Linked DNA regions of Mus musculus: region 2 is linked to region 1. A link is a loop called in an ENCODE intact Hi-C map of the cell type or tissue named here. Cell type or tissue: left cerebral cortex. All regions are shown on one strand. Links, peaks and the distances in the headings refer to the core of each region. The heading gives the core; the rest is flanking DNA.

Region 1 (16,331 bases), core at 8,009-12,008:
ACAGGCTCCGTGACTGTCTCTTCAGCCTCTGTGAGCCCCTATGAGGCCTGCTTAGTTGATTCTGTGGGTTGTGTTCTAATGGTGTCCTCTCTGGTTACTAGAATCCTTCCTCTCCCTCTTTTGTGAGGTTCTCTTGGCTTCGCTTGGTCTTTAGCTGGCGGATCTCTGCATCTGCTCCCATTTTCCAGGATTTTTTGAGCCAGTTGTCAAGCTGTTGGTAGCTTGAAACCAGCTGTGGTGGGAATGTTTACACCATAAAGAGTTGGGAAACACCACAGGCAGGGCACCCCCCGCCCAACACACACACACACACACACACCCCAGAACGGCTTCTTATATTTCCCAGCACAACACCAATTACCAATACTGAATTTCAATACATGTAAAGAGAGAGATCCTGGATGGAAGGGGCAAAAGGGAGCCTTCTGATTGTACAAACCCTCCCTGTATCTTGCACTGGGTGGTAGTTACACACATATGCCCACATATGGGGAAGCTCACTGGCTGTACCTTTACCATCCAGTGTGCTTTACACTTTTCGATGTCTATACTTTCCTCAAAAAAAAAAAAAAAAAGCCCAGATTATGCAAAGAGCTGTGGCTGATTCCACGTGCCCCTTGCAACACCACACTTAGCAGAATGCACGGGTGAACTCAGACAGGATCAACATTCCGGATGCTGCAGCTAGGCAAATGAATTATTTTTGGCAGAGGAGCAGACAACACTAGGCCACAGAGCTGCTGGCATCAGGGATGCAAGTCCCTTCTCATGTCTTTTCTGTGTCATAGCCACTGCCATCTCTCACCTCTGTTGTCCCTGGGACACTGGCTAGGGATGGAGCAATTTGCTAGCGGGCAGCATGACTCACTACTTGGAAGGCCATTTTTCTAATTAAGGGGAGAGATGGATGGATATTTTCCCATACTTGGGCAGAAGCCTCATTCACTTGGATCCTTTTACTGGAATTACTCAGCTTTACATCGAAGGGGTGCCTTTTTCCACATTGAAAAAACAACAGTCTATGAAACCTTTAGCTTTCCTCAAACAAACAAAGTTGGGTACAAAAAGGCAACAAAATGAGTACAGCACACACACACAGACGCACACACACACACGATTTTGACTGAACTATGAAAACACTCAGCTTCTCTAATGATCTCTAGGACACAGGCAGACATCCAACCTTCCTGATGTGAAGTCTTACTTTCCCTGCCCCCATCTTCTTGCTGTGCAGCTGAGCCCTTTGCTTGGGATGCTGTTTTATTCTGAAAAGGATTGATAAGTCCCAAGGCCACCATGAAGTGGGCATCATAGGCTTCCCTGAAGGAAGTAGAGGGCTCATCTTAGTGACATCCCATCCCCAGAGCTCATGAACAGCCACAGTGAGATGGAAGGCATGCAAGGATAATCAAACACAGCAACCCCCTAGCCTTGGCAAGCAACATACAATTCCCCACTCTTTTCCAGGCTCAGAAATAACCTTGTAGCCAAGTGACATTGAGATCCCTGTTGGTGCCCATTGCTCATGTGTCTGGGCGTACACTGACTCCCCAATATGGCAGCCAATTCTTCTACGAGGGCTGTTTCTCCACATCCCTACTCTGCCTTTCCCTGTACACCCAGCCTGCTTCAGAATAAAAAAAGAATTGGTAGCCTCCAGTGTCCCAAGATGACCTGATAAGGACATAATAGATGCTGTTGCTGTTGGCACCAAAGCAGGTACATCTCATCTGACAGCAGTCTCTCCTGAAAGAGACTGGAGCCTGGCTCTTGAACAGTAAGTATCTCAGCAACTAAGGAGGACTCCCAAAGTCCTCTGCTGGGAACAACAGGTTCCTCCAGAGTCCGGCCATATAGAAGGTACCAATCCAGTGTCTCTGGTCACTAGGGGTAAAGCAAGACCCCTGGACAGCCCATCAGAATTCTATATGGGCCAAGTATTGTCAGGATATATAGCTGCCAGGAGCATCTGAGAACTTGGTTCCTGCGACTGAATTGAGTTGGTACCACTTGGACAGAAGGCATGCTAGCTGGGAGCATGGCTGCCCAAGAGTGCCCAGAGAGTGGTGCAGCTGAGAATGCTGATTCTTAAGTGGTCATTTGGTTGTAGAGAACTTTGTTGTGTCATAGAGGGGTGGTAGTGGTAGTGGTGTGTGTGTGTGTGTGTGTGTGTGTGTGTGTGTGTGAGAGAGAGAGAGAGAGAGAGAGAGGGAGAGAGAGAAAGAGAGAGAGAGAGTGTGTGCTAGGACCCCCCCACACACACACATGAAAAGGCCTGGCAAAAGGATGGCAGATCTCTAAGGTTTGACATACAAGGCTGAACTCTTAGAGCCAGAAGCTTGCTCCAGGACCAGTGACCAGGAAATAGGCATTAAGACCAAAGGCAGGACCTGCCCACCTTGCTCCCACTGTGCTCAAGGCTGCACTGGGGTAGGGGAAAGATGCCGAGCTTCATGACTTCAACCTAGAGAGCTAAGCTGATCTTCCAGGGACTTCAACATCTTACATAAAAACAAATCCCTCTGCAGGGCATGGTAGTCTAGGTCTGCAATCTGAGCACTCAGAAGGCAGGAGGATGGATGGTGAGTTACAGACTAGCCTGGACTGTATAGTGAGTCCTTGTATGCAATAATAACAAAAGCCAAATCTACCTTCTGAGTGTTCTTGCTGCACAGAGCTCAAAGCTCTCTACACTGCCAAGCTCCCACGTATTATGGGTTTGGTAAGTAACTTAAGGTGGAAATGGGCCAGGCTGCAGGATGAAGCTTTCCTATCGGCCTACGGATGCCTGAACACACAGATGCTGGTGGAGTCAGCAAAGTCCACTCATCTTCTTCCCACCTATAGCCAAGGGTCTCGGAGGCCCTGGAACCCTTCCCACCTCTCCCCAGACAGCTTTGACAAAGTGAAAGTTGAAATTTCAGACACATACCTACTCATTGCAGCCACTAGCTCGGCAGTCCTCCAGATGGTGTGCTCTGGAACTAGGGGAGGGACCAGGTGAGAGGACAAGGTTGCTGGTAGGCTCCTAACCTCCAGGCCAAAAGAAGTGAATTTCCAGGCGTAGGCTGGAGGAGGGGCAAGCTTTCGAGAAGGGAAAGGAGGCAGGACCAAAGCTAACCCCTTCTTTTTTCTTCCTAAACTCAATCCAGATTTGCCTTTTGAGGGCTGCTTGAAACCGATCCCCATGGTTCTGACTCCTCTCTTAAAGTCATAGTCTCCCTGTAGGGGTGGGGAGCCAGACAACTCTCACCTGGCAAAAGATGCTCTAAAGCAAACAGTAGTGGAGGGCACACAGGTCTGAAACCTAAAATGCTCTGTGCCTTGGCTTTTGATCCATGCTCTGAGCTGGAGGCTGACTCAAACCTCCCTTGCAGGGCCAGTTAGAGCCACGGGGCTGTAGCAGGAATCTGTTCACTTTTCCCAGCACAGGCAGATTAGGGACCAAAGCTGAAAGTTGGGGACCAGGAAAGGGGGTGGAGCAAAGATCACTGGGCCAGAAGGTCTGGCTCTATCATTTGTCCCCATGTCACTGCATGCATGCCTCTCTCCTCTTGACCACTTTCCTTTCTGATTATACTGAAAGCTAACCATCAGCCCACCCTGTCCAGTTTCCAGGTTAATGCAATCTTCTGCCAGAGCAAAGGGTAGCAAACATTCCCTTAGCAGCCTGGCATTTGCCTCCATGTGCGGCCCTGCTTTGGTCATCTTATGTTCACTGATGCACAGGGGGCTTTCTGCTTAGTTGGGCTAAAGGTGGTGTCTGATGTGAGTGTATGAGGGAGCAGGTGGGTGGACTTGGGGGTACAGGGCTGAATGCTCCTCACTATGTGTTAACATTCCTCATATCTGCCACCTGGAGGAGGCTACAAACACAGTGTCGTCTGTCTCTTGACTTAAAATGTCCCATTTTCTTCTGACAGAAAATTAGTGAGTGAGATCCCTGGTCTGGCCTGGCTTGGGGTCCAGCTCTTTCTGATTGTGGGCTCCAGGTCCCCCTCCTCCTCCCTAAAGCATACACACAGCTTCCCTTCACACCCACACTTCTGTTCCTTCTCATCTTGTCTGCAGTACCAGGGCATGGGCTCCAAATTCCCCACTCCATTCCTTGTCCCCTAAAGCAACATCCCGCCTGGTTCCTTTCGAGTCCATGACTCTCACATATCTCCACTTAAGATTCCTCTAAGAAGTTTTAGAAACAATTTCTTCTTACTCCCTACCCCAAGTCTAATTCCATGATTTGGAGGCGAGGTCCAGGCCATTTTCAAAGAAAGCTTCTTCGGCAAACAGGTGTAGTGGCTTATGTCTGTAGTCCCAGCACTATAGGAGGCTGAGGAAGGAGGATCCAGAGTTCAAGGCCAGCCTGTGCTAAGATAGTGTCTCAAAGGAAGACAGTAGAGACAAAAGAAACAAAATAGCTCCTTAGCTGATTCTGACTTGCAGGCAGAGGTGTAAAGCAGGAGGCTAAGGGTGTCTGCTGTTGAACACATCAGGGAAACCAGAGCAGGGGAGTCCTGTTAACAGCTATGAGGAAGGGCCAGTATCTCCCAAAGGTCTTCCAGATGCCTCAGGCTCCCTCCGTGCATCAGTCTCTGTGAGGACATAGACAGTGGCTCTGTATACACTATAGTCTGGAGCAGGTCCAGCGGGAGGTCTGCGATTGTCTCTCAGGTTCTTCAGAGCCACACAAGGAGAGATTTTTTTTTCCTGAGACAGGGTTTTTCTGTGTAGCCCTGGCTGTCCTGGAACTCACTCTGTAGACCAGGCTGGCCTCGAACTCAGAAATCTGCCTGCCTCTGCCTCCCAAGTGCTGGGATTAAAGGTGTGCGCCACCACGCCCGGCCAGGAGAGATCATTCTTGTCCTCACTGAATAGCTAAGGAAATGGAAGCCCGAATCTCTAACATGGGCCTAAGTGTACACAGGCAATGTTGGGATGTGGACTCAAGTGTGCGGCAGGCTGGCAGCCATTGGGCTACACACCCCTGCTGGCCCGCTTTTAAGGCTCCCCTCCTACCAGGAAAGGACCTTGCTCTAAATGCCAGCTATGGAGATGCACTGGAGAGCTACAAAGGTGGTGTGATCTACTGACACATCAGGTATCTCCTTTCTGAAGTAGGTCATTTGTGGTTGCGGGAACTGTACTGGAGGGCGGACACTACATTTCCAGAGAAGGCCAAGCCACGGTGGGCAGAGACTGAACTTAGACAGACCTAGGTCTCCATCCCAGCATGGCCACTGGTTGCTCATGACTCCAGCCAGCCCAGGTGCCCTAGTGGTTGTCATTACTGGTTTGGGAAAAGTGGTCGTGTAGGAGAGGGACCTGGAGGAGTGCTCAGTGTGGTACCTCTGAGCCTCCAGCACCCAGTTATCTAGCAGCAGAGTCTGCCCAGTCATGCCATACACAGCCTTGGCAATCTGGCACTGCTTATCGACCCTTTCTGAGGAAAAATGCTTTTCAGTGCAGTAAGCAAATGACCTAGGATCAGAAAGGAAACTGATGGCCAGCTCCTGAAGCACGATTTACAATGTAGTCATGCGTGCTGCTTGATTAATATATTCAATATATCACGATTCAGCAAAGGCTCTAATGACTGCCATAATTTCAAAGTGCACAGTGATGAGTACAAACGATTTTTGAGATACCTGCAACAGCCATAATGTGATCTGAAAATAGCTGTAATTCTACTGGTGACAGTTACAGGTGCTGCGAATAGCGACACACTTTACTGTTCCGGAGATAGCTTTGCCTGTCCTCGTACTCGTCAGCTGTGTGATCTGGACACCGTCCTCGGCCCCTCTGTGTCCATCTCATCTGTAAAGTGTGCATTGCTGTAAGAGTGAAATGAGTTGATGAATACAGATGATGTGTTTCGTTCCCTAATTATGTCGCTGGAGACCTTTATCAGGTGTCAGCTCTTACTACTGTTACCTGAAAAAATGGCTTGGATGGATACAGGGCATAGAGTTCATTTATCCAAACCCAAAGCCCCACCTCCAGCTGAGTTCTTGTGTGCAAGAAGAACTTTTTCAATATAGGGTTCAAGCTGTGGGCCCATCAGCGCTTGCCTGGCATGCACGAGGCCTTGGGTTTGCAGGCACACTGCTCTCCAATCTGTATTGTTTGGGGACCTGGGATCTTTAAAGGTTGCTTTTTCAATACTGCATAGGCCAAGTTTTGACGGGTCTGGAAGCAAGCTCTTTTTCAGGGACTGCCCACCCTTAGGTGTAACCTCTGAATGTCCCCAAGTCTGCTTCTGCTAGCATCACTTGTGGCTTCCCCTCACTATTCTTCCCCAGTGGCTCTCAGTACAACGTCTACCGTGGCCCTAGGCTTCCCATGTAAGCTTTAGAACTTTGAGGACCTTGGCACCATAGAGAATCCTAACTCAAAAACAAAATGAAACAAACAATCAAAAGCCAGGACAAACAAACAGAGTTCAGACATTTCCTGCAAACTAGTAGGTAATTTGGAACCTGAAGCCCTTGCAACTTGTTGTGGTGGTCTATGACTTGGGTGGTGTCACTGGACACATGTGGCCACTGAGATCCCAAGGGAGGCGAGGACATGCTTGAAACCTCTTAATGTGCAGGCAGAGCTAAACCTGGGACTCGAGATTACTTTCACTTGGGCTCCAGAGGCAAATGAAATCTCCATCCTTCTTGTCACCCCCTCCCCTTCTCCTGCCAGTTCCTATTAGAACCTTTTCAGTCAGTTCCTGTCAGAACATGTCAGCTTCACAGTCATCAAACCACCGGCCCTACCCTGGATCAGGCCCTGTCACCTCTCTAGCCACCAGGCTTTGTCACCTCTCTAGCCACCTTGTCTGTGTCTTGCCTTCCAAGAGTACTTCCCTGATCTGGGCTTTTCTCTGTCACATACCTCAAATGCCCAGGGCGTTAGAAGAAGCAGACAGTTCAAGCTGCTCACATACCACCCTTCTGCCTACCTTGCCATATCAGAGAGGAAGAAACCAAGTCTAAGCCAAGGAAATAGCCCAGCGAGGTTTAACAGTGAGCAAGAACAGAGGTAGAGCTGGGACCAAACCCCAGGTCAAAGAGTCATGGTCTGCAAGCAGCTTGTTTCATGCTATTCCCATGACATCACCGCCTCTCAGAGCTACACTCCCAGCGCCTATTGTTTCAGGTAACGAGTGGAAATGCTGTTTTCAACAGCTACATAATCACGACTTCCCTTTCTATGTGCTCATTTGGAAAATGCGAACAATGCTCCTTCGCTTTCTCACTGGTCCCCAGGACTCTTCAAGTCAGCCTCAGCACCACACACCTCCTCCTTATCTGCTCTAGGAATGGGTGGGCCCCACCTAATTGCCAACCATTTTTACAAATATTTTTACTGGCCGGGGCCCAAAATCAATTTTCTGGTCTCACATTCTTGAAGTGCCCTGTCGATCAGAACCATCTAGAGCTCTTGGCCTTCCCGCCATCCCATGCCTGGCAGGGAGAGGACATTTGGATTTCCAAAAAGAAATGAAGGCTGGGAGTGGTGGTGCACACCTGTAATCCTGAGCTTGGGAGGTGGAAGCAGGAGACTCGGAGTTCAAGGTCATCCTTGGCAGCATAGTTACCTGGCTACAATGAGACCTGCCTAAAGAAAAGCTAATTAACTAAATAACCCTTTAAAAATAGAAAAGAAAAAAGAAAGAAAAGCCATGAGAGGGTGGAGGAAGGACAAAGTGAGATGTTTGAGTTGTGAAGGATAAAGAGGGGACTAAGACTAAGTCCTGTCCCCTCCCAGGAGCCTAGATCTTGCTTATAAAGACACAATCTGAAAGGAGGTCATGGAGTGAGCAGTGAGCCAGGTTGGACTTTGTTGGTGCAAAAAGCAGTTGTGTGTGAGCTGCCACAGACCATTGAGTTGGGGTGATCTGAGGCAGCATTGAGGACCCAGTGTCCCATAATCAAAAGAAGTGGGGGATTCATTTGACTCAATGTTTCTAGAAACTGAGGATGCTAAATGTGACGGAAGGAATGTCTGATTCCAGATCTTGTCAACTTCAAAATCAATGTTAGCCATAATAGACATCTTAAGTTCAAGGCCAGCCTGAGAAATGGAGTGAGTCCTTTCTCACCCTATCTCCCAGAAACTCAGAGAGCTCGGGCACCCTGACAAGCGAACTCTAAAGCATGGTGAAAGAGAGTGAAGAAGAGGATCCTGGGAAGCGAAAAGTCAGTCTGGGAAGAAGAGCTGAGCTGAATCAAGAGGCCATGGAGGACCTTGATTGTCAGACTCAGCATCATCCATTCCAGTCTACAGGGAGGAGGGTGTCTCAAAAGCTTCTGAATAGAGGAATCACCTAAGAGCACTTTAGCTTAACTGTCTGAAAGGATGTTCCAGTCTCAAATCTATCTCTGACCCCTTGTCTGACTCTAGACTATTCACCTAAGCTCCTTCGATATGAAGACGTGTTACACTGAAAGCAGGGACTGTGTGTGTGTGTGTGTGTGTGTGTCTTTGAAAGGCAAGGACTAAAGACAGAAAAGAGTTCCCATACTTATATTGAAGCGTTAAAGAAGCTGAGAAAATCAGCTTCCCAAAAAGTTACCCAGGGTTATGGACTTGCTTTAGGGATTCTCCCTTGGACAAGTGGGGCAATAGGTCCCTTCTCCACCTTTCCCTCCCAGCAAGGAGTTCAGCACTTCTTTCCTGTGGCCCTCTGAAATAGACTTAGGGAGGCATCCATACCATGGTGTGGAAACAGCACTGGCTCAGAGAAAGCTCTCTGAACTTTCCCAAGGACTTACACTGAGGAGCCTCAGCTGCTTAAAGAATCAAGTTTGGGATTCTCAGCCAAAACGTCTTGCCATCAGAGTTATTGATAGAGGGCAAGAGACCACTGTCCAAGCTCATGTTTTTCTTAGGAACATAAGATTCAGTCTGTACCAGTTCTAACTGGATGAGTGCCAGTGTGTGTGAATTGTAATGGAAGCATTCCAAACGCCAAGCACTACTTTGGACGGTGAAACTATGGCTGGATTTTTATTTTATTCTTAGTACAAAAGTGTTGACTTGTTTTCCTACAGCAAAATTGTGCTAGTATAAAGATCTGTAAACAACAAAGCCTTTATTTTGAAATACAATTAATACAAAAAATAAACCTCATGACAAAACACAAGTACAGACTTTCATGTCATAGATAATTTATTCTAGGGGAGTTTGAGGGAAGACAGAGTGAGGGGGTGGGGGGGGAGAGGAGCACGGAAAATAGGCAAGTTTGTAATCTGAAGCCGAGCTAAGTCAGAGGTCAGAAGCTCTGGCCAGGCCCTAACCTATACACTTGGGCTCATTTCTGGAAGCACATTTAGATTCAGAGCCAGGTCTCTGCTTTTCTCCTTGAATGAGGGAAGGGAGGCACAGGGAGGTGAGGATGGAGACCTCTATTTTGCCAAGGCTCTTTTCTCTCTGTCTTAATCTCCATCTGGCTAACATCTTCATCCTGGACTCTTCTGGGTCCCATGTACTCTCCTGAACGTCTCTAGCATTCCCTGGACAAATGAGTGTCTATTGTGTGTCAGTAACTGTTGTGTGCTCCCAGAATGCATCAGCGACCAAAACAACTCAGTTCCAAGGTGCAGCATGAAGCTCTTGCATGTATTTACTTAGGTGTCCCGGGTCAAGCATAAGCTGTTTTCTGCTAAGGATCATTGTTTTAACATTTGGTTCTCTTCCTTCTCTGCACTGTGACTGGCTTTCAAACATTGTGAAGATGTTCACAGTGAATGAATGAATGAATGATGGTGCTTAAGTTTGGGTTTGGGGATGTTGCTCAGTTGAATAGCACTTATCTATTATGCACAAGGCTCTGGGTTCTACCCTGAGCAAAAGCTCAAGGACACACACACAGAGCAATTTCAAGACAAAAAAAAACACGACGACAGTGGGACGTTGGTCACCGATAAGTAGAGCACGTTCTCTTGCCCTGCATTACTGTCAGCTCAAATCTTAGGCCACTTTCCTCAAGTGGCAATCATCAGAGGAAAGAAGGTTGCAGGCTAAGTCCCTTGGGCAGATCCATTTTGAAAAGAGGTAACCCGCTCTATCAGGGACCCTCTCTAAGGAATGGATAATGCTGCTAACTTTAGACAGCTTAGGCTAAGCAAGAAAGGCATTCTCCTTCGGTGGGTAGGGGGATCCACTGCCCCATCACTCTGTGCAGGGATGAATCATTCTGAAGTACACTTCCTTTCTCTTAAAAACAGCAAGGCTGCCCTGGCATTCATTCCCCCATTCGCCCCGCCTCTGGGCTGCTGTTCATCCCTCCCAGCCAGAGGCAGCTCCAGCCTTTTTTGTTTGGCTTGCCAGCAGCTGCACAGCAGCGCCCTCTGCCGCCCGGCATCAGGCTTTCATGCCGCCCGTCCGCCCCAGGAGCGGGGAGGAGCAGGGAGCTAGGCGGGGGCTGTGCTGCGCCAAGCAGCCTCCAGTTCCGGAGGTGCGCGGGGACCATGACTCACCGCCCGCCGCTCTTGCCGCCTCCGCACGCGCCTGGTGACGCGCGGAGCTGCACAGAGCTGCTCTGCTCACGCAAACCAGCCGGGGCACACTTGGCCTGCTCTGCCCTCCTGGGCCCCAGTCCTGTATGAACCCCAGCATTATTCACCCCCCCCCCCACACACACACCAGAACCTCGCGTCGATTCATTACAACTTCTGATGGGGATAGAGACTGAGGACCAGGGGAAGATGGGGGCGAAGGCAGGGAACAAACCGCTAAAGAATAGGGGAGGGGCTATATGACTCAGTTATGTGTGACTCCAAAGTTCAGGTGAGATGGGCTTTCCACAGCATCAAATTGCACCCCTCCTCCACTCACACACACCAGACACACTCAGGAAGGGTCAGTTAAACGATGATGTCATAAAGGACTTTGAAATTCAAGCATTATAGCAAACATTTACCATTTCAAAATTAAAAGCTGTAAAATAGCTCCTAATGAGAAAGGCAGACAGGTGTGGGGCTTGAGTGTGTGAAATGCTTTGAGTTAAGGAGCGGGACACAGAGCTGGGCATAGTGACACATGCACTTGGGAGGCAGAGGCAGGCAGATCTCCTTGAGTTTGAGACCAACCTGGTCTACAAAGTGAGTTATAGGACAGCCAGAGCAACATAGTTAAGAATAATAGTGAGACTGTTTCTAAAGCAAAGCAAAACAAGACCTAAGCATGGGAATAGGAGCAGGAGCTGTGAGTTAGGAATGTGCACCAGAAATTGGAACAGATGGGAGAGAGAGAGGCAACTAAGATGACCCTGGAACCTTGGCAGGATGTGCAGTTGAATCAAGTGCATGACATGGACATGGCTCTGGGGTTAAGAAGGATTTACTAGTAGATCAAAAAGTTATGCAGTTAAAGTCCACATCGCCTTTGCACCCGCCTCTGGTGTTTGCCACTGCCTGTTTTATTTTCTTTATTAGTAATATATTGCTTGTTTCCTTAGACTGTAAGAAACACAGATCACAGCCTGCAGCTAAGGTCCCACCTCTGCTTTGGAGACAATAAACATGCAGAAGAGAATCCAGATTTGTGAGGGCACGGCCTATCCTCTGGGCTGAATGGAACATAGGTAGGCACAGCACTGCTTGCCCAGACAGCATTTGTGGAAGCCAAAGAAACCCTAATCCAGGTCCTACTGTTCCCTTTGAGGAAAGTGTGGAAAGCTGTAGCTAACGACTGCTTCCCCGTGATGCTGAAGGTCTTTGTAGACCTAAGGTTTGACCCTGAGAGAGCCTGATGAATCATTCAGACAGCTCCAGCCTGAGCCAAGCATCGAGGTCCATTTGGTTTCCATGTGGGTACCTGTGGCTAGTAGCACCACCGAACGGACATGGTGCTCTAGAGCCACAGAAAAAAAGTTAGACATGAGTAACCTTTCATGCTTCTGCATCCACTGGTATTCCCACCCACCCCACCCACCATGACTTTCTGTCAGCCTGAGCTCTACCTAGAAAGGCACCACCCCACCATTTCCTGACAGTGTTTAACTAGGTATGCACGTGACTACATCTTCTTTTTCTTTGTGATCAGGAAAAGAAGGTATTGTCTCTATTCGTGGGTACTACTGAAAAACAGACTAAGCGTTCACGGCCTGTTAAAGATTTAAAATAAATATTTAACTTCAGGAGTCTGAAGTTCAGGCCTTCACAAACAGACACAAATAAGGGGAGGGCGTAAGTCAGGGAGGTGAGTTCTATGTGTTCTTTAGCCCTGGCTCCCTTTCTTGCAGGCTTTGGTGGTCTTTGTAAAGGAGAAAAACATTGCACGAAGGAGGAAAAAAAATGTCTGGTCTCCTTAAAGCAGTCTATAAGCTCACTACTATTCCAGCTAAATTGCCACAGAAATTATTCATTGGATTCAACAAACTCATTCTAAAGCCAGGAAGCATGCAAAGAGAATGCTAAAAAAAACACTTTAGAGAAAATAAAGTGAAAGACAATTCCCTATACAAAGTATTAAATCCAGAGTACTTAATGGATTGTGGTATGGACATAGCAGTAGGCATTTAGAGTGCAGTGGGAACTGCACACTGATAACTGGGATAAAGTGAACGAGGCTTTAAAAAAAGAGTATAGACTTCCAACTCTACTGTATTAGGGATAGACGAATAGACTTGAAAATCTCTGCACTGAGTTCTTCCAGTGTCATCGGCCCCTTCTGGTGGACAGTTTTGGAACAAGAACTAAGTTTTCATGGTGTAAATGGGTTCTGTGCACTATTTTCTGCCTACCTCCTAATGATTTTAGGATTGCCTCTTTCTTCATGGGGGCAGGGGTATCATTAGAGTAGCGAGAAAGACCTCATTAAAGGAAACTCCTTCTGATCAAGAGAATAGATCTTTAGCCTGAATGGGGACCTCACATTCCAGTTGGCTGGGTCAATCACCTGGCCAAGCGACCATCCCTCAGGAAGGCAAGACCACTCCCCAGAAGGCAGGATGACCTTATACTATGCTAAAGAAACAGGAGGAATAATTATCCCTTTAATGCAATATGGTATTTTTCCTTCCCAGATTTCCCTACTGCAGTCTCTTATAGAGCATAGCCACACTACTTCCTAAGCTAGTCTGCTTTTCTGAATTGCTCAGGAAAGTATGACTTTGCTTCTTTTTACTTCTGTTCTATCTATGCTTTTCCTAACACAATGGGCTTCTTTTCTCTTTCTATAGAGCCCCTGTCCCACCATGTAGCTGTCTGCTATCATAAGGTAATCTCCGTGTGCATTTAACTGAAGTTGCACCCCTTTCTCCCCTTCATTCTCTTCTGGGAAGCTTCTGAGGTCTGCCACTTGCCTGACTTTGGGTTTTCATTTTAAGCTATAATAAAATTGTATCTGAGCTTTAAAAAAATAAAAATAAAAAATGAGAGAAGCAAATTTAAAGTTTAAAACTCAAAACAGAAATATCCAGGTTCAGTGGTTGTATTGATAAATTCCCCCAACTGTGCAGAGAATTTTACAGTAATTCTACACAAAAGATTTAGTTCATTGTTAGCATATTAAAGAAGAAAGAGTCATATGATCATGTCTAACACCCATAATAAATTTTTTTTTTTTGGTTTTTCGAGACAGGGTTTCCCTGTGTAGCCCTGGCTGTCCTGGAACTCACTCTGTAGACCAGGCTGGCCTCGAAATCAGAAATCTGCCTGCCTCTGTCTCCCAAGTGCTGGGATTAAAGGCATGTGCCACCACACCCGGCTATAATAAACTTTTTTAAAAATCTGAAAATTAGGAAAAGAAGAGAAATTCAAACTCAAATCTACAGCTGGGCATATAACCCAGACCACGTATCTGATCATCAAAACTTGTTCATATCAGGAAATTGGGGCCCAGGCCTGTCATTCTTGCCAACAAGAGGCTGAGATAGAAGGAACGTTGAATTCAGGGCCTGCATGGGTTACATTCTGAGACTGTGGCTCAAAAGAATTCACAAAAAAGATGAATAATTGTTCTTTATCAGGGTTAACACTTTCACCCTGTGGAAGACCCCATTTAGAGGAATTTTTAAAAAGTTAAATGCTAGGAGAAATATCTGCAAAACATATTGTCTAACAAAGCACTTGAATCTGGAATGTATTAAAAATTCTGAAAACTTAGCAGTTAAAAATGCAAACAACCCAAGCAGAAAATGAGCTAAAGACATAAATAGACATTTACCGAAGAGGAGACATAGTTGTCACTTCAGCCCATGGGAAGATGTTCAATATCAGTAACCACAGGGAAATGCAAATTAAAGCCACAGGGAGACACGAGCACACCTATCTGGATGTCTAACATTTTACTAAACCATGAGAACACCCAACGCTGATGAGAGTGTCTAGAAATTGGATCCCTCCTACGTTGCTGGTGGGAATGTAAAATGGTAGAATGCTCCAGAAAGCAGTTTGGCAGATTCTTTAAAAACTAAATTCAAGTACCATATGATCTAGGAACTGCACTCTTAGGCATGTGTCCCAGAGAAATTAAAGTTTACGTCCACTAAAAAGCTGCTAGGTAAATGCCCATAGCAGTGTTATTCATAAAAGCCAAACCTAGGAAACACTACAGATACCCTCCAATGCCGGAATGGATAAACATTCTTTGATGCATCAAGACCACGGAAAAGCACTTGGCAAAACAAAGGAGGACTGTTGAACAAACAAATAAACAAACAGGGTCATCACACGTGACAATGACTCTAGAGCAGTACTTCTCAATCTTCCTACTGCTGGGACCCTGTAATACAGTTAGTTCCTCATGTTGTGGTGACAGCCCCCAACTATAAAATTATTTATTTTTTTCAAGACAGGGTTTCTCTGTGCAGTCCTGGCTGTCCTGGAACTCACTCTGTAGACCAGGCTGGCCTCGAACTCAGAAATCCGCCTGCCTCTGCCTCCCAAGTACTGGGATTAAAGGCGTGCACCACCACTGCCAGGCTCATAAAATTATTTTTGTTGCTACTTTATAACTGTGATTTTGTTACTCTTATGAATCATAATGTAAATAGTTGATACGCAGGATATACCCCAGAGGGGTCGTAACCCATAGGCTGAGAATCACTGCCCTAGATAATGGGGTGATGAAAAGAAATCCCTAAAGGTGACATGATGATTGATTGTAGTTTTTATTTAATTTTGTTGAAATGACCTAATTCAAGAAATGGAACAAAGTTGTTAAACTATATGCAGGAAAATAAATGCAAGGGGAGATGCCCATGTTAAGCAAATTAAGTCAGTCTTGGACCGACAAATGCCATATCTTTGCTCTCACTTGTGATTCCTAGATTTTATATCGATACATAAAATCATGTATAGGACATGGAAGTAGAAGCGAAACTGTCACAAAGAGTACTAATATGAAGGTGGTGCAGACAGGCAGGGGAAGGGGTATGGGACAATGTGTTCAACGTACAGCATATATTTGCATGAAAATATCCTTACATACTATAATATAGTGTACAATAAGTCTGGTCAATGAAATAAGACAAAGAAATGGTGGGGCTGTGAAATGGCTCAGTGCTTGCCACTAAGTCTGATAATCTGAGCTCCGTCCTCAGCCCCTCATCGTGGAAAGAAGAGAATTAGCAAGTTGTCCTCTGACTTCCACACCACGGCTTTTCAGGCACTTAGCGTGCACAGACACACAAGTGTAAATCTTTTTAAAGCATGATTGCTAAGGGTTAAGTAGGCATTGGGTAAGCATGGCTTGGCAGGGGGAAATGCTTGTTCTTGGGCCAGTGTCAGCATCCTGCTTGTGTGCTGTTCTGGATTTCTGAGCATAGAGAAAAGCTGGGGGCAGAGCACCTGTATTCTTTTTGAAATGGCAAGTCATTCTGCAATGATGAAAATATGAAGTTTAATCAAGAGAACGGTGAGGTAGACGCCCCTCACACAGAGGTTTCCAAGACATTATTAAGTGAGAAAAGCAAGCTGCAGACAACTACTGTGTTCGGTGCACTAAATGGTTTTAAGTTTCCATGTAAAACCAAGCTATGTACGGAGATGAAGATCCCTAAGAAGGGGAGCACTCCATGTGGAGAACAGTGGCTACTTCTGGGGAGCACGGTTGACACGGAGAGGATTTTTACAGCAGCCAAACTGATTTTGTTCACAATAACAGTGTATTCATGGGCTAGGGATGCGGCTCGGTGGCAGAGTGATTGCCTACCACACACAAGGTACTGGGTTCCATCCAGCGCTGCAACAGCACCAACATTGCTAAGAATATAGTTGTAGTATTTGTGTCATTAAAACATCCTTGACACAACTGCAGTGTTCTAGGAATTGACATCTGCATTTCTCATCTGAATTTGACAGGCTTCATCAGCATGATGGCAGGGGACATGG
Region 2 (16,331 bases), core at 5,256-9,255, 77 kb before region 1:
GTCTGATCTCTTAAAAAATACCTGATTCCCCTCTTCCTAAGCTCAAGTGTTCCAGAAAACGCCCACAACTTCCTGTTGGTGGAGAAGTGGCTTCTGCCACTTCATGGCCCATAATGCTCATAAAAGAAAGGACTAGTGGCTTCAAAAGCAATATTCTGTGACATCTTAATTGTTATCTCTTAAGAATAAAAATATTTATTTAGGACTATTTCTTTAGTGTTTGCTCCTTTTTATAAATTTATTTACTTTTTTTTAAAATGTGTGTACACTGTAGCTGTCTTCAGACACCAGAAGAAGGCATCAGATCCCATTAAAGATGGTTGTGAGCTACCACATGGTTGCTGGGAATTTTAAACTCAGGATCTCTCTGGAAGAGCAATCACTGAGCCATCTCTTCAGCCACATTTTCTCTTTTATAAAGCACTTTTAAAATATTATATGGAACCGCGGAAAATTGCTTAGGGCAATTTCATAGGGTTCAATCTATTACATGTTCTTATTTGTTTCTTGCTGCACTCCAGGGTGTTCTTAGCCCCATTTTACAGAGTGGAGATGAAAAATCTTTTGACTAAAGATATGTAAGAGTCATCAGGCTTAAGACTTGTAATTTTAAGGTAGGATGCTCCAGCTTGGAACAGCCTCAAAGCAATGATGTGGGGAGAGACAGGGCCAGGAGACTGTTTTCTGAGCTTACCCTCAAGAGTCCCGAGTTGGTTTTACTTTGGGACCTTTTCTTAGTGGAGGAGATCAGTGGGTACCCAGGTGTCTATACATGATGTTCAAAGTGACAAAGTGACAAGTTTAAATTTGGGGACTTTTAGAGTAAGATGTACAAACAAAACAATACCCAGACCATGTGATACCATGAAAGAATGTGTCCATATCCATAGATGCATTCATTCATCTGGAGCAACTACTGGGTAGTTCCCATAGACGTGCCCGACTCTCCACGAATCTTTGTGCTATGGACATTTGGATCTTGGCCAGCCGGTAAAGGGGCAGGGTGTTGGGAGCCAGAAAGTCATCATGCTAGCCAGCATTTTAAGTTGCCATAAAATCACCCTGTTTTACTAGCCTTGCTTGGTTTGTTGGGAGGTTACAGCTTGTGTGATCAGGCAGAAAGAAGCTAGCTTGCTGCCTGGCCCTTCAGGAGTCTGATACCATTGAGAGTTTCTGGCTGCTGGGCTGGCCACAGGAGTGTTCGGGATGAAAGAGGAATGCTGGCGCCCCACCATGCACTTTGGAGGTGATGGGGACACTGCAGGCAGTGCTGGTGACCAAGAGCTCCCTCCCAGGCTACCACAGGAATAAATCCTTTTCTCCTGCAGCAAAGCTGCTCTGAACCTTGGCTAGCCCCAGGCTCTGTTTTGGTAGCTGGCCAGTTAGGAAGAGCAGGCAAGGGAGGAGGACTGGCTTGGAAATCAAGCAGTTGGCACTGAGCCACCACCTTTGCCCAGGAAAAGTATGTGGCCCTGGAAGGGATAATCCCATTTCTCAGCATCCTGTCAACCTCAGGGTTGGGGGCAGTCCTCAAAGCTACTATGGAGTCCAAGTGCTTCCCTAAACTGGCCCAGTGTATTCAGACTGGGCCAAAGCTGGATGTCTCATCACCTGGGCTCTACAGATGTCTGTCTCCTTCCACATGGCCAGCACCCATGAGGTACCAAACCCCAAGCTCCAATCCCCTTACAGTCAGTCACTGTTCCCTTGCTCACCATTCCAAGCTCCAGACTGTGCTGCCATGGCTGTCACCACTGCTGCGCAGGACCACAGTAGCTGTGGGCCACCCCAGTTAAGATCTCACAGTTGAGTAAGCCACAATGTGGGTTCCTCCCACCACACCCTCCCTGACCTCAGAGCTAGGGCTTTCCTCAAAGCCCTCTTGCCACACAATTCAGCTTTTGAAAAAAAAGAAAAGGAAATGGGCACTGGGTCTTAAATACAACGAAACTTGTAAGAAGAGCTGCCTCTGAGGGTGGACAGAAGGAAGCTGGTGCTGAGCCTCAGGAGAGCCCTGAGTAGCAGGCTCTTTCTTCATTTCTGGCTAGCAGAACTGGAGCGCATGGAAAAGAGGAAGACCTTTTGGGTCTTTGGTGCCTTTGCTCACCACTCAAGGCTAGAGAGGTCACAGCATCTAACTTCCTTATCCACTCCTACCAACCACAGAGGCTCACAGCTCAGGTGACATTTTAGATTTCCATGCCTGCTCAACCTCCACTGTCCACCTGCCACTGCCACCAGCCACATGGGACTCGTAAGCATTTGAAACGGGTTGGGATTGTAAAATCTACACTAGTTTCAAAATCCAACAATAGACAATGCTTTAATAATTTTAATGTGCATTGTATATGGTCTTATTTTGTTATATATTGGATTAAATAAAATATGTCATTAAATTATTATCACCTCTTTTCCTTTTTTGGGGTGCTGGGGGTAGAACCCGACTTCACACATGTCAGTCAAACGCTGCACTGCTAAGTTGTGGCTCTAGGCCTCTTTTAATTTTGAAATGTGACTACTGGAAATGGAGGCTACTACTGCCAAACTGCTAAAGAGATGAATGGAACAAAATAGATACTCTAAAACAAGCTCCTGTATATAAGAATAAAGGTGGCATTTCAGATCTGTACGTGTAATATTTGAGTATGACTGGAAAATCCAAAAATCCTTATGTGACTTGTTATTATAGTTCACATAACATTTCTCTTGGTTGGAATGCTGCTGGATCTTCTATTTTAAGTAAGTCTTCATGGATGGCAATGGTTCCGTACGTCATACTGCATCCACACAGATGAGGGATGGGGTTATAGCTCAGTGGCAGAGCACTTTCCTAGCACATGCACAGCCCTGGGTCCCTAGGACAGACAAAGAGGAAGTGGGAAAACATTAGAGTCAATGGTAAATTAAAAAGCAGGGCTTGAGGTGGGGTGGGGTGAGGGAGAGCAAGTACAGGGCATGGTGGAGTATGTCTATAATCTTGGCTACTCAGAAAACTGAAGAGGATCAAAAAATTCAAGGCTAGCCTGAGCTATAGAGTGAGTTCAAGATCAGTTGGGTAATTCAATGAGATCCTGTCTCAGAAAACTAGAGGGCTGGGGATACATACACCTTAGCAGTAGAGTGCCCAGAGCTTGCCTAGTGCATGTGAGGCCTTAGGTTCAGTCTGTAGCGCCACAGAGTAGGGGAGGGGCAAATGGGGGGCGTGGCAGTGTACTTCTGCAATCCCACCTCTCTAGAAGCTGAAGCAGACAGGGCACAAAACTCAGCTTTGGCTGCATAGCAAGATGCTGTCTCAATTCCAAATAACACCTTAAACAACAACAAACAAGCAAGGGCCAGAATGATCAGTGCTGTCTTCAATTGTACATGTGAAGCACACACAGGCTTAAGTACGTAGGGAACAAGTCTGTAATGACACAGGAGTTATTGTTCCCATTGCTGGCCTCCAGGGAGTATGTGGAGAACTTGAGAGTGCTGGGTGGGGGTGGGGGTGCAGGTGGAGACAGGACTGTGACCTGCCCTTCCCCTTTGAGATCTTTCAGTACTATTTGCAATGTTAACAAATGTGAGATTTTCCCAATGGAAACCACAAGAACAAAAGTAGATAAAATAGATTCCTATTCCATACATTAAAATAATGTACTAGAATACTTCCTGTAATCAGACTAGTAAAGGAAAAACAAACCACTTTCTATTTTCACCACTGTCTCTATTTGTAAATATCCCTCTTATTTTCCCTTTTCTTACTCTTCATTTTTCTGTCCCTTTTGTTCTCCTCTTCCATTTTTGAAACCCACAAGGCTCTGTGAATGGAAGAGCCATTCCCTTTTTTGTTGGCCCTTGGCTCCTCTCAAGCGGGCTGACCTCTATGTTAAAAGGGTGGAGGCAGGTCTCCATGCCCTTGTTGGTACCACCACCAGCCGTTATGTAAAGTGGACAGCAAGTCTCATCTAGAGAAAAAGCATCGTGCCGAGTGATTACATCACCTGTATATTTACATAGGCCTGCTTAGGGAGAGGAAAATAGCAGCCCACAAAATGATTTTTTTTCTTTTCTGGTTCAAGGGTCACCAGGGATGGGGTAAATGTAGGGGGTGAGATGGCTTGGTCCAACTTTGGGAAACCAATTTAATTGCCACCTGCAGTTGAAAATAGCTAAAAGGGCCAAGCATTCTGAAAAGGAGAACTATAGAGGTTGGAGAAAGGAGACAAGCTCTCCAGTTTCTGGGAAGTGGGTGTAACAAGAGATCTGTTTGCTCTGAGGCAGATGGGAATCGCAGTCCTTAGAGTTTAATTGAGAGAAGGAGAAAAGACAAGAGAGCCCCACCAATTGTCAGCAGATAATGGCTTCTGAAGGGTGGGCCTGCACAGATTGAGAAAGGCAAGCCCTGCTGATGAGTGCGGGGACAAGTGGTGTGGGAAAAATAGCACATTCTTTATGGAGCTCCTTCTCAGTGCACATGAAACAGTCTCACATAAAGAGGGGCCTTGGGTGCCTATTTGAACCCCACGCCTGCTCTGCTTAAAAGAAAGGTTTAAGGAGCTAATGCAGCGAGGAGCAAAAGCTTGCAAAATATGACAATAAATCATTTGCATGAAGTCCCCATAGGAACTCAAATGCATGCTTACCTGCAGTTATGAGACTCAAGTTTGTCCTTGGCCCTTAGCATCCCTTCGTCTTTCAGACCCTCTTGTCTCCTGGCCTCTCAGAACAAAAGCTCCTGGGCTAAAGGTTTGAAAGGAATCCAATTCAAAGAACATATACTGCCCCACCAGGAGATTGTAGACTAAGGAATGTTTTCCACAGCCTCCCTTAATGAAAACTATGCTATTTTTAAAGTAATATTCCATTCAAACCTTGGAAGTGAAGGATTTACCTTTAAAGGGAAATCCGCATCAAATGCAAAGCCAATGCATATCTGGCTTTATTATTCTTCACAAAGGCATATTTTAAAAATGCTAAATGGTCATTGACGATGAAGTCTAGCAACTGATTTCTGGACTGAAGGACTAGCATCATGCTACTCTATATGAGGGACATGGGATCTTAACCAGTGTCCCCTCAGCAGCTTTGGGACTGGCTGCTACTCGAAGTGATCTAAGTCATGCATATACAGTCAGTCAAAATACCTACTGTGTGTTCCTCACCCCACAATCAATCCCCTCAGTCAGTTCCATTGATTCCATTTCTAAAATCTACACATAGCTGATCATTTCACACACTTAGTGTAAATTGCCACACTGGGCAGAAGTCCCCCAAACACTCTGTTCTTCTGGATTCCACCCAGCAGCCACAATCATCTGTTTGTTTAGAGGAACTGAACACAATTTTCATACTAGACAAATATTCTTCCACTGAGCCACGCCCCCAGAACAAGCAGTCAGTTTAGGGAACCAGGCAGAGATAGGCAGGAGACATGGCGGGGGTGGGGGTGGGGAGAGGGGCTGGGGAGGGGGGCTGGGGAAGGGAATGACTGAGAAAAAAAAGCACAATGACACATATATGAGGATGTCACAATGAACCAGTTTCTTTGTATGCTAACCTAAACATCAATAATAAAATCAACACAAATAAAAGAATCCAGGCTGACCATGGTAGTGCACATCTTTAATCCTAGCAACTCTATAGGCAGAGGCAAGAGGATCTCTAATGAATTCAAGTCCAGCCTGGTCCATATAGAGTTTCAGGCCAGCCATGGCTATACATGGTGAGACACTGTCTCCAAAAGTAAAGAAAAAGAATTTGTCTGCCATATTTATCTTCTGCTTGGACTTTGCATGAGGTAATCTTTGACCAAAGTCTGCCTACCCCTCTGATTTGAAACCGTCATGCTAGCAAGGATCATGTCTGATTTTTGCTCACCCTCATGTCCCTAGGTTCGGCTTCATGGCTGGTATAGAGGACACATTTATCTGTTGAATGAAGGAGTGGATTTCCTTTCCTTTCCTTTCCTTTCCTTTCCTTTCCTTTCCTTTCCTTTCCTTTCCTTTCCTTTCCTTTCCTTTCCTTTCCTTTTCTTTTCTTTCTGAGGCAAGGTCTCACTCTGCAGCTCATACTGACCTGGAACTCACTATGGAGCCTAGCCTAGACTTGAACTCTTGGCAATCCTCCTGCCTCAGCCACCTGGGTACAGGGATTACAGCTGTGAGCCACACAAGCCCAGTTCCACAGAGTGAATGGTAGCAGCTAACGTTCTCACTGCACTCTAAAGGTAGCAAACACCTAGCTGATTCTCAGAATAACCCTGCCACGGCCCTTATTTGTCCTCATCTTCCAGGCGAGGAAAGCAAGGCGCCCAGCACTGCGTTCATTGAGTTAATGCAGCTCGCATTGAAATGCAGCTCTGACAGGGTCACAACACTGCCATTCTGGCTCTGTCTCCTTGGAGAACTACAGAGCTGAAGAAAGCGGCGTGGAGTCGAAGCACTTTGATATTTCTTGGCTGAATAAGAGGCCACTTCACTCAGGCCTTTAGGGCCCAGAGGCAGGTCCTGTGGGGACTCCCTGCCAACCAGCCAGGGGAGGGATTCTAAATCAGGCTTTCCTGGATGACTTAGAGAGCCACTGTAACTACAGTGACCTTATTTCTTGAATCAAAAAATCAGGATCCTTAGTCTGACAAAGAATAGAATTCTTAAAACTAGGACTTTTTTTTTTTTTTTTTTTTTTTTTTTTGGAAATCCAGGTCATGGAGTTGCTGTACCTGTGTCACATGGTAGCTACATAATGGGGACTTCTCAGCAAATTCTGACCCAGCCTCTCCAGTTCATTACATCTCAAAGAAAAAAAATATCATAAAAACCAAACTGTTTCTGGGCCTCACACCAAATTCCTTCCGCCTCCTCTTCCCATGTGTTTGTGTTTGCTTAATTACTTCCCTTCCTCACTTGTCTTTTCTGTTATCAGCTTTCTTCCTGGTCTGCATGAGCGACTTTCTAGGTCCTGCTTGCTGATGGCTGCCATAAGCAAGCGGTTGAGGGAAATCATAAGTGAAACTGCTTGGGAACCATGGCAACAGGGCCCATGGCAACGGGGGCCAAGCACTGAGAGACAGCCTTCCCCACCCATCCTGGTTTCTGTTTTAGATCGAGTGGTACTGATAAGGCCGGATGACTCCACTGTGTCAGTTGTGTCATTTAATGAGGCAACACTGCTTTCAAGAGGCAGGCACCATGGCAAAATTCTAGTCCTAGTAAGTGTTGCACTGCTCCTGTTTCACTGGGTCCTGAAGCAGTGGTAAACTCACAGAAAAAGGTGTGGCCACATCTAAGGCTGGATCAAACACTTGCCTCAAGCGCCCTTCTTATTTGGCTCAATGTACTACTCAGAGTTCCCCCAATGGGCACACAGGGTGACAGTCACAAAACTCAGGAGTCACCATCCTTGTGGGCTTGGAAGGCAACAATTATATCATTCAAATGATCCATCCCAAGGGTTTAGTCCAGTGTCTGGGGAAAGCAGACTTCCAGTGAGTCAGAGTGAGCCTCCTCCTGTGAAGATTATCTACCTCTCCAAGGTACCAGATATCCAAGAACTTGCACCTCAATTTCCTATTCAAGGAAAAAAAAAAAGAAACAACTTCTGCCTTGCTTTTCTTTTCCTCTCATTTTAGATGCTGAGCTATTTCAAGCTATGCCAAAGTACCATTAGAAACAAATTCATTTTCCCATATTTGCCCCAGCTGAAGCTTCAGTACCTCCGCAACTGCAGAGGAAGTGCTGTCCCGAACTGGATGTCTGTGTCTTAAGTATACATGCATACTTAAAAAGGTGCTGTGTATGCGCTCACAAATCATAAGCTATTTCATATTGCTTTGTACATTCTGATCCACATCGAATTGTACATAACCTTTTTGCAATTTGCTCTCTTTGCTTCATGGTATGTTTGTGAGAGACATCCATGCTGATATAGGTAGTATTTTCCAGGCAAACTGGTGCTATGTAGTATTCTACTGTTGGAGCATACAATTTTATTTATTATTCTTCACTTACTTTCTCTCTCTCCCCAGCTGCCCCTCTCTCCAGAAAATAATACTGGCAACTGGGGAAGATGACTTAGTGAGTAATGTGCCTGCTATACAAGCAAAGGGACCTGCGTTTGGTTTCAAAGGACTGTTGTAAAAAGCCAGGCATGGTAGCATGTCGGCATTTCCAGTGCTGAAGGGAGGTGGTGTGGAGATGGGAAGGACTAGACAAGTGGTGAACTGTAGGCTCAGTGAAAGATCATGTCTCAAAAGACAAAATAGAGAGCAATAGGGGAGGACACCGACCATCAACCTCTAGCCTCCATATGCATGTGTGCAATATGCACACATACCTACACACGCACAGATATATACCTACATTTCACACATACAAAAATAACCATGTTGTCATAGCTGGGCGTGGTGGTGCACACTTGTAACCTCAGCACTTAAGAAGCTAAAGCAGACGGATTGCTTTGAATTCATGAGCAGTCTGGGATATATAAGGAAACCCTGTCTCAAAACAAAACAAGCAAGAAACCATACCATGCCATTATGAATATTCATAATGTATTTGACATGGTTCATTCATGTGAAAGTTGTAGCATGAATAAGTGGGAACACAATAGCTGAGGGAAAGTGTGAGAGTGTAGCTTTTATTTTATCACTCTGATGATGGAACTCAGGGCCTGTGCATGGTAGGCAAGTATCTATCACCAAGCTATACCCCCCAGGCCCTTTTTGAGGGCAATATTTTGGTGCTTAGCCAATGTTAATTGTCCATGACCTACTAGCTACACCTGCATAAAGTTATACTAAGAGAATACTTGCATGTTGCACAGATAAATGCACAAGGATGCTCACTGCTCACTACTAGGAATAGGGTGACTTTGTTGTTACCCTGTATCCATCAAACAGTGTTGGGGCAAAGAAACAATCAGTGAATGACCTACCTCGTAGAATGTCACAGGCTTTAGAAGAAGGAGGACTAAGAAGGCTTTCTCATCTACCCATCCTATTCTCCTGGGCAGAAGAAATAATTCTACTTCTACTACAGAGCCAGATAGCATGGAGGTAAGTTGTACACGTCTTTGCCTTAGTTGGAGAAAATCTCGCTAATGACAGATAGGTACCAGGCCAAGAGCTCTACATCTGCGAGGTGTCGAAAGCTTAGAGGGAGAGCTTCGCTATGCCATACCACAGTGGTAAACTCACAGAAAAAGGTATGACCACATCTAAGGTTAGAGCGAATATTTGCCCCACACACCTTTCATATTTGCCTTAACATACTTAAAGCTCCCGCAATGGGCAGGCAGGCTCCAGTATGAGGGTGACACTCGCAAAACTCAAGAACACTGGCAAACAGAGGAGATGCCTTGCCTTGTCTCCATGCTAAACAACTAGCAGAAACAAAGGCTTTCCTTTTACTTTTGAAACATCACTAAATAGAACTGTTTGGGGAGCCTGGCTGTGTATTGATTTGGGAAGTCCAAACTTAGCTCAAGACTCATAAGCAGGACTGGAGAGATGGCTCAGCAGTTAAGAGCACTTGTTGCTTCTGCATTGGACCTGAGTTCAATTCTCAGCATTGAAGTTTGCTACTGTCTATAATGCCAGTTCTAGGGGATCATATGCCCTCTTATGACCTCCATGAACACCAGGCATGCATGTGGTGCATATACATACATACATACATACATACATACATACAGGCAGGCAAAATACTCAGTCAGGCACAGAAAATGCATGGCAGCTAACATCTATCTGTAACTCCAGTCCCAGAGGAATCCAATGCCCTCTTCTGGCCTCTGCTGATGCTGCACACAGGCAATGCACAGACATAAATGCAGTCAAAACAACGATGCATATAAAAAAATAGATGAAATCTCAAAAAAATATGGTTAGTGGAATTATGTACAATGCAGAAGAATCTGCATGGCAAAGGAGGTAACCAACAGTAAAGGGACAAAACAAAAAGCATGAGAAAATGGTCACAAACAATGCATATGACTAAAGGTTAATGTCCTTAATTTACCAGTAAAACAAACAAAGCCAGTGCCTGAATCACACACTTCCAACATGGAAGACAATTGGGGCTGGAGAGATGGCTCAGCAGTTAAGAGTGTATACTGTCCTTGCAGAGCACCTGAGCTAGTTGCCATCGATGCTCTGATGAAGTGTATAAGAAGACTGTCCTGAAGCTGAGCACTAGGAGGCTGCCACCATCTTCATGTGAAGCCAAAGGCACCATGTTTTGATATAGGGATGGGGTTCATGAAGCCCCACTTCTCACTGAGGGTCTGTGGGCAGTTAATGGGGTACTGCAAAAGGGGGCTGGCATTTTCTTCAGGAATGAGAGAGGGCAATGAAGAGTGAATGCTCACAACACAGTATCTACAACACGTCTGAAGTTGTCAAAGAACAACAATTTTAAAGGACAGAATCAAGCAGGACATGGCTTGGTACTCTAATGAACTTTTTCTTTAGCACATTGACTTTACTTTTGAGAAGTTAGAAACATTTTTTTTTAAAAAGAGAGGTGTTTTTGAAGTTAGAACATAGCACTGATGAGCTGAGCTGATGGCACGTGGGGTATGACTCCACACCAGGGAAGTTAGGGCGGGGGTGGGTATGTCCAAGGCCAGCTTGGTCTACAGAGTGAGCTCTAGAGCAGTCAGGGCTAACTGACAGCAAAACATTGTCTCAAGAAAAAACAAAAGCCCAAAGCAAATACAAAAACAAATACACAAAAGCCAAAAAAAAAAAGAAAGATAAAAGGAAGGAAGGAAGGAAGGAAGGAAGGAAGGAAGGAAGGAAGGAAAGAAAGAAAGAAAGAAAGAAAGAAAGAAAGAAAGAAAGAAAGAAAGAAAGAAAGGAAAGAAGGAAGGAAGGAAGGAAGAAAGGAAAGAGAGAAAATGGTACAAATGTACATGGATGACGGCAATTCAGGAGACATTGCCATGGGCCAGGGAGGCTATAAGACCAACATTCAGTGAAAATATCTGTAAGCTCAAAGGTATGCAGGCAAGGACAGGCTAGTCAGGAGTGGAGAGATGCTTTCTAGCTGGAACCAACGGGAAGGAACACTCTTCCAAGCTTTAGCCAGATTCCAGATGCTTCTGTAAGATGTCCTAGAAAATGTGCAGTGGATCAGGAATGAGTTGGGGGTGGTACATCAAAAGGAGCACATCAGCCTGACAGTCATGTTCAGAATGGACTCAAGTGGGTCTGAAATGTGGTACCAGAAGATGTCACCAAGATGCTAATACTCATGAGAGTCAGGCCTTGAAGTTAAAGTGAAGGCTTTTTCATGAAAACTTATATGGGGATTGCTTTTTGTCATGCATTCTTTGCGGTATTAATAAAAACAATATAAGCTGGGCATGTAGCTTGGTTGGAAGAGTGCTGGCCTAGTATGCAGGAAGCCCTGGGTTGGATCCTTAGCATAAACTGAATGTGGTGGTATAATGTATGCCTGTCAGTCCAGCACTGTGCAGGTGGAGGTCAAAAGATCTGAATTTCAGGATCATCCTTGGCTACTTATAAAGTAGGAGGCTAGCCTGGAATATGGGAAAGACTATCTGAAAAAAAGGAAGAAAGGAGGGGGGAGGGAAGGGGGAGGGAGGGAGGAAGGAAGGAAAAGAAAGGAGTAAACACCATGTAAAGCCCAACAACACAAGATCACCGAACAACCTTCAGCTAAAGGTGAGAACACCAAAGAACACTAGATGATTAGGTATTATTGCTTAAGGCCCAGACTCTGAAGCTAGGAGTTAACTTGTGGGAGAGTGATAAGCTGCAAATGATTTTTTGTCTGATCACAGTTAAAATTAATTCTGTTCAGCAGGAAAAGTAGTCCCTCAAAATTATACTTATATTATCTTGTAGAACAACCATTTTAATCGTACTTCAATTTTCTTTTCAAGACTATCATATCTATTTCTAAAAATATTTTGTGTTGAGGTGCTAGGCATGACTTCCACCACTTAGCTATATTCTAGTTCTTTTAAAATTTTTTATTAGATGTATCCTTCCTCCTCCTCCTCCTCTCCTCCTCCTCCTCCTCCTCCTCCTCCTCCTCCTTCTTGTGTGAATGCTTTGCCTGCATGTATGTATGTGTTCCACATGTATACTTGGTACCTTAAGCAATCAGAGGACATATCGGATCCCTTGGATCTGGATTTATGTGTAGTTGTGAACCATCATGTGGGCTCTGTATGTGTGTCCGTGCATATGAGTGCAGGTGTCCATGGAGGCCAGAGGTGTCATATCCCTCTGGAGCTGGGAATCACCTCAGGTCCTCTGCAAGAGCAGTATGTTCTCTTAACTGATGAGCCATCATCTCTTTAGCCACCCACCCTTTAAAAGTATTTCTAAGAAGCCAATGTCATAATTAAATTCACAATGCTGTAAAGTGGCCAGTACTATCCATACCTAATTTTTCATCATCTCAGATGAAAACTACATATCTATCAAGCAATAGTTTCCAAGTCTGGGAGTTTACCCACTGGGTGAAGGCTCCTGCTCCAAGCCTAATGACCTCCATTGATCCTGGAACCCACAGTAAAGGAAGGAGAGAACTGAGCCCTCAAGTTGTTCCCTGACTTACACACACACACACACACACGCATGCATGTACGTACATGTTTAAGCACACACACACACACACACACACACACACACACACACACACACTAAATAAACAAACATCTGTGTTTGAAAGGAGCAGTAATTTCCCATTACTCTTTTGCTTTCCCATTGCTTACCTTCTCCTAGGCTCTGGTAATTTCTAATCTACTTTCTACCCCTATGAATTTGCCTATTCAAGATACTTCATGTAAATGGGATTACACAAAATTTGTTCTTTGTGTCTTGCTTCGTTCAGTTAGGGTCATGTCAGGACTTAATCATAGCATGTATTTGAACTTCATTTTGTGGTCAAATAGTCCATTTCCTACATTGAGTACAGTATTTTATTTCTCTCTTCACCAATTGATAACCATCTGGGTTAGTTTAAACTTTCCATTATGAATACTACTGCCATGAACATTCATGTACAGATATCTGTTCAAGTGTTTTCAGTTCCTTGGAGTATGCTGTAAGAAGAACTTTTAGGTTGCATGGTAATTATGAACTTTTTGAGATAATTCTTGAAAAAAAATTAAATATATGGGTGTTTTGCCTGCGTGTATATCTGTGCACCACTTGTGTGCAGGGCCCAGAGAGGCCAGAAGAGCAATTGGATCCCCTGGAACTGGAGTTACAGATGGCTGTAAGCCGTGGTGTGGGTGTTGGGGAATTGATTTTCTGCAAGAACATCAAATGCTCTTAACCACTGAACCATCATGCCAGTCTCTTTTTGAGGTAATTCTATGTTTAACTCTCATGTATTTCTCATTCTCTCTCTTTTTTTGCATGTGTATGTGTGTGGGGCTACGTTCATATGTGTATGCATGTGTGTGGAAGCCAGAGGTTGAAGTTAGGAGTCTTCTTTGATCTCCCTGCACTTTTCCTATTGAGGCAGAGTCTCTTCCTGAACCTAGAGCTTAACAATTTTTCTAGTTTAGCTAGTCAGCTTGCTCTGGGGATTCCAGATAGGCTGCTACACCTACCAGGCATTTATGTGTGTGCTGGGGATTCGAACTCAAGTCCTCACACTTGCATGATAAGTACCTTACCCACTGCATCATCTCCCCAGCCCTTATGTAGCTTTTCAAACCAGCTTTACCATGATGCTGGTTCCTTCATTAGTAAGTTAAACAAATCTTCGACATCTGACCTCAATAAATTTTTGAATGAGTTCACGTCTTAACTCTTTGAAAATTACACTGTGATAAGGATCATTGGTTGACTTTGCTAATCTTTAAAACCAAACGCTGACCCTTGATCTCCACCTTGGCTCCTATTACTTACTGCCTGCTCCCTACAAGGAAGTGAAGGAAATGAACCCTCCACCCTGCTTAACTGAGAGGCCAGCAGAGTATTTTGGTAATTCCAAAGAGAAAGGAAATTTAAATTAGGGTCCTGTGACAGTGATGGGAAATGAAGTCATGTGAAAATCAGGCAGTGCCACAGAATGTGTGCATTTGTTTCTGCTGAGAATGTATGAAGACTTTTCTCCTGTAAACACAGAATTGCTGCTAGTGTGGTTGTCTGCTATGAAAACCCTAGAGGAAAGCTTTGCTTTACATAAACCCTGAGACCAGGTCCACTACAATAAAACCCACTGGAAGAGATGGATGAATTTTCTCTCTTATTTTTAATCTCAAAATGTGTGCTCACTGGCATTTGATGGGAGAAGACAGAACATCTGAGGAATCTTTTCGACAGGGAATGAAGAGAAAGAAATAGATTTGGCCTGGGGTCTGAAGAGGAAGCCGGCTGCAAAAGGAAAGAAAGCACAGGCAAGGGGTGCTGAGGAAAAAACTGAGGGAGCCCCAGCTCCTCAAACATGAGCTTTTTGGTGGCCTCTAAGTGTAGTACCACTTGTTCAACAAGAAAGCTGTCTTGGGCAGGTGAGATGGTTCAGTGAGAAAAGGCACTTGCAAGCAAGCTTGATGACCTGAGTTTGGTTCTTAGAGCCCGCACAATGGAAGGAGAGAAGAGACACCCACAATCTGCCCTCTGTCTATCACATGCACATCATGGCATCCCCAACACTTGTCAAATAAAAAAATGTAAAAAAAATTATTTAAGAAAAAAAAAGAAAGAAAGCTCTCACAGAGTCCTAATCACACATAAAACCAGATGTAGTCTCCATCTCATATATTTTTCATGTTTCAAACCGAGAACATCTGCTTTTGGAAAAGGCTGAAAAATTATGAAACCTCTATTTCTCCACTCACAGCTTAAAAGGAAGTAACTTGATTTTGATGACAATTTTCTCACTTTTGAGGCAAGATATGGAAGAACAGATGAATGCAATGGAAGAATTTCACAGGTGGTTAAGAACGTGCAGGCAAAAGAAAAGCAGAATAAAGAAGAATGTCTCTGACAGAAATACGATGGGAATATATCTATTTCTGAACTGCGTATCAGGCAGGTTAAGGAAACAAAGGTAGAAATCTGCTTTCTTCTGACACCGTTATTTTGCTATCTTGCAGGCTTGTGTCAAGATAAAATATATGTAATAAGCACTTTGCAAACTGCAGAGGGCTGCATGTGTCTTTGAGGGGGCAGGTGGTGCTGGGGAGAGGGCACAGGCTGTGACAGCACACTGTGCTGGAGGCGTCCCAGCCGGGGGTTGGGGGTTGGGGAGATCTGACCTGCAGGGAAGACTGAAGCAAATCTCTGGATCTCATTTTTCACCTGTTTAGATTGAGGCCAATAATCATGCTTTATGGGAAGACCCAGATAATAAGGGCTCCAGGAGAGAAGCAAGAACAAAGTGTTAAGACAGCCTGGTCTTTTGGTACACATCACAGGGGGAACACTTTGCACATTGCTCTCAATAGTCCCTTTAAATATTTTCTGCCCCAATTATACCAGAAACTCCTTGTGACTTTCTTGTCTCTATGTCCTCTAAGCACAGGGACTGGAATAGCATACCCAGGGTTTCAAGGCCCTGTTACCACATGGCTTTGTTATTGTGGGAGAGGTGATTTTGGTAATGGCGTTGACCATCACTGCCTCCTCATGCCATACATGGTAGCCAAGTGCTCTATCACTGAGCTACATCCCTGGCCATTTTCAACTTGTTATGTCTGAGTCGGGGTCTTGTTAAATGGTCCAGGCTGGACTTGAACTCTCTCTGTGGCCCTGACTGGTTCAGTATTTGTGACCCTCCTGCCTCCTCTCCAGTAATTGGGATTATGGATTCCCCCTCAGGTCTTGCCAGTCTATCCTCCAAACTACTGCTATATCCTTTTTACTGCTTCCCCAGGACTACAGCCCCAGGGGCCCTGGCCAGATCTCTGTGGTAGGTAGACACTGTGATGCATCCTTCATATTCCCCTTTGTGACTGCATCTTATTCCCTTGGTCAACAAGGCTAATTTAAGTTGATAGCGCTGCCCGGGAATTGCAAGGGTCCCCTCTTCAGAGAGAGGTGCCAGGCCCAAAGCTACTCCCCATCTTCTTCACCTGCAGGAACAGCTTGCACCTAAGGAATGATTCCCCCCAAACTTGGAACACCTGTGACTGGCCACCGCAGCACCAGAGTCCCCAAGTAGTTGGTTGAGGCTGTCATTAAGTGTATCCCAACCCACTTCTCCCTTAAACCATTTCTACTTTCCTTTTGACTTCAGATGACAATTCCCAAAGATATTCCAATAATCTTTATAGATATATAACCTGTAACAGTCCTTCAAAGACATTCCCTAGACGGAATCTGTGGCCTGTGTGAGTATTGGCTCTGAATCTGGGAAGTC

The links. A loop is a pair of places that touch in the nucleus more often than their neighbours do. Peaks named below come from ENCODE experiments on the same cell type or tissue, not always from the same donor. Only the 100,000 strongest peaks of a DNase experiment are listed, where the experiment ranks them.
Region 2: it touches region 1 in a loop (5-fold over the local background); 1 of 42 quality-filtered maps calls a loop at or near these places.

The regions. Positions count from the first base shown.
Region 1 is chrX:101,948,429-101,964,759 of GRCm38, reverse strand. The region is part of intron 1 of Nhsl2 (NHS-like 2); the gene reads right to left. Among named protein-coding and RNA genes, the nearest start is that of Gm25828, 44 kb to the right of the region's middle. In left cerebral cortex, for the core only: a CTCF peak has its summit at 10,342 (motif pointing left); DNase peaks (open chromatin) are centred at 8,876 and 10,392; H3K4me3 peaks cover 233 bases; H3K27ac peaks cover 960 bases.
Region 2 is chrX:102,022,736-102,039,066 of GRCm38, reverse strand. The region is part of intron 1 of Nhsl2 (NHS-like 2); the gene reads right to left. Among named protein-coding and RNA genes, the nearest start is that of Rtl5, 40 kb to the left of the region's middle. In left cerebral cortex, for the core only: no CTCF peak of the experiment used is centred there; DNase peaks (open chromatin) are centred at 6,416, 7,063 and 8,230.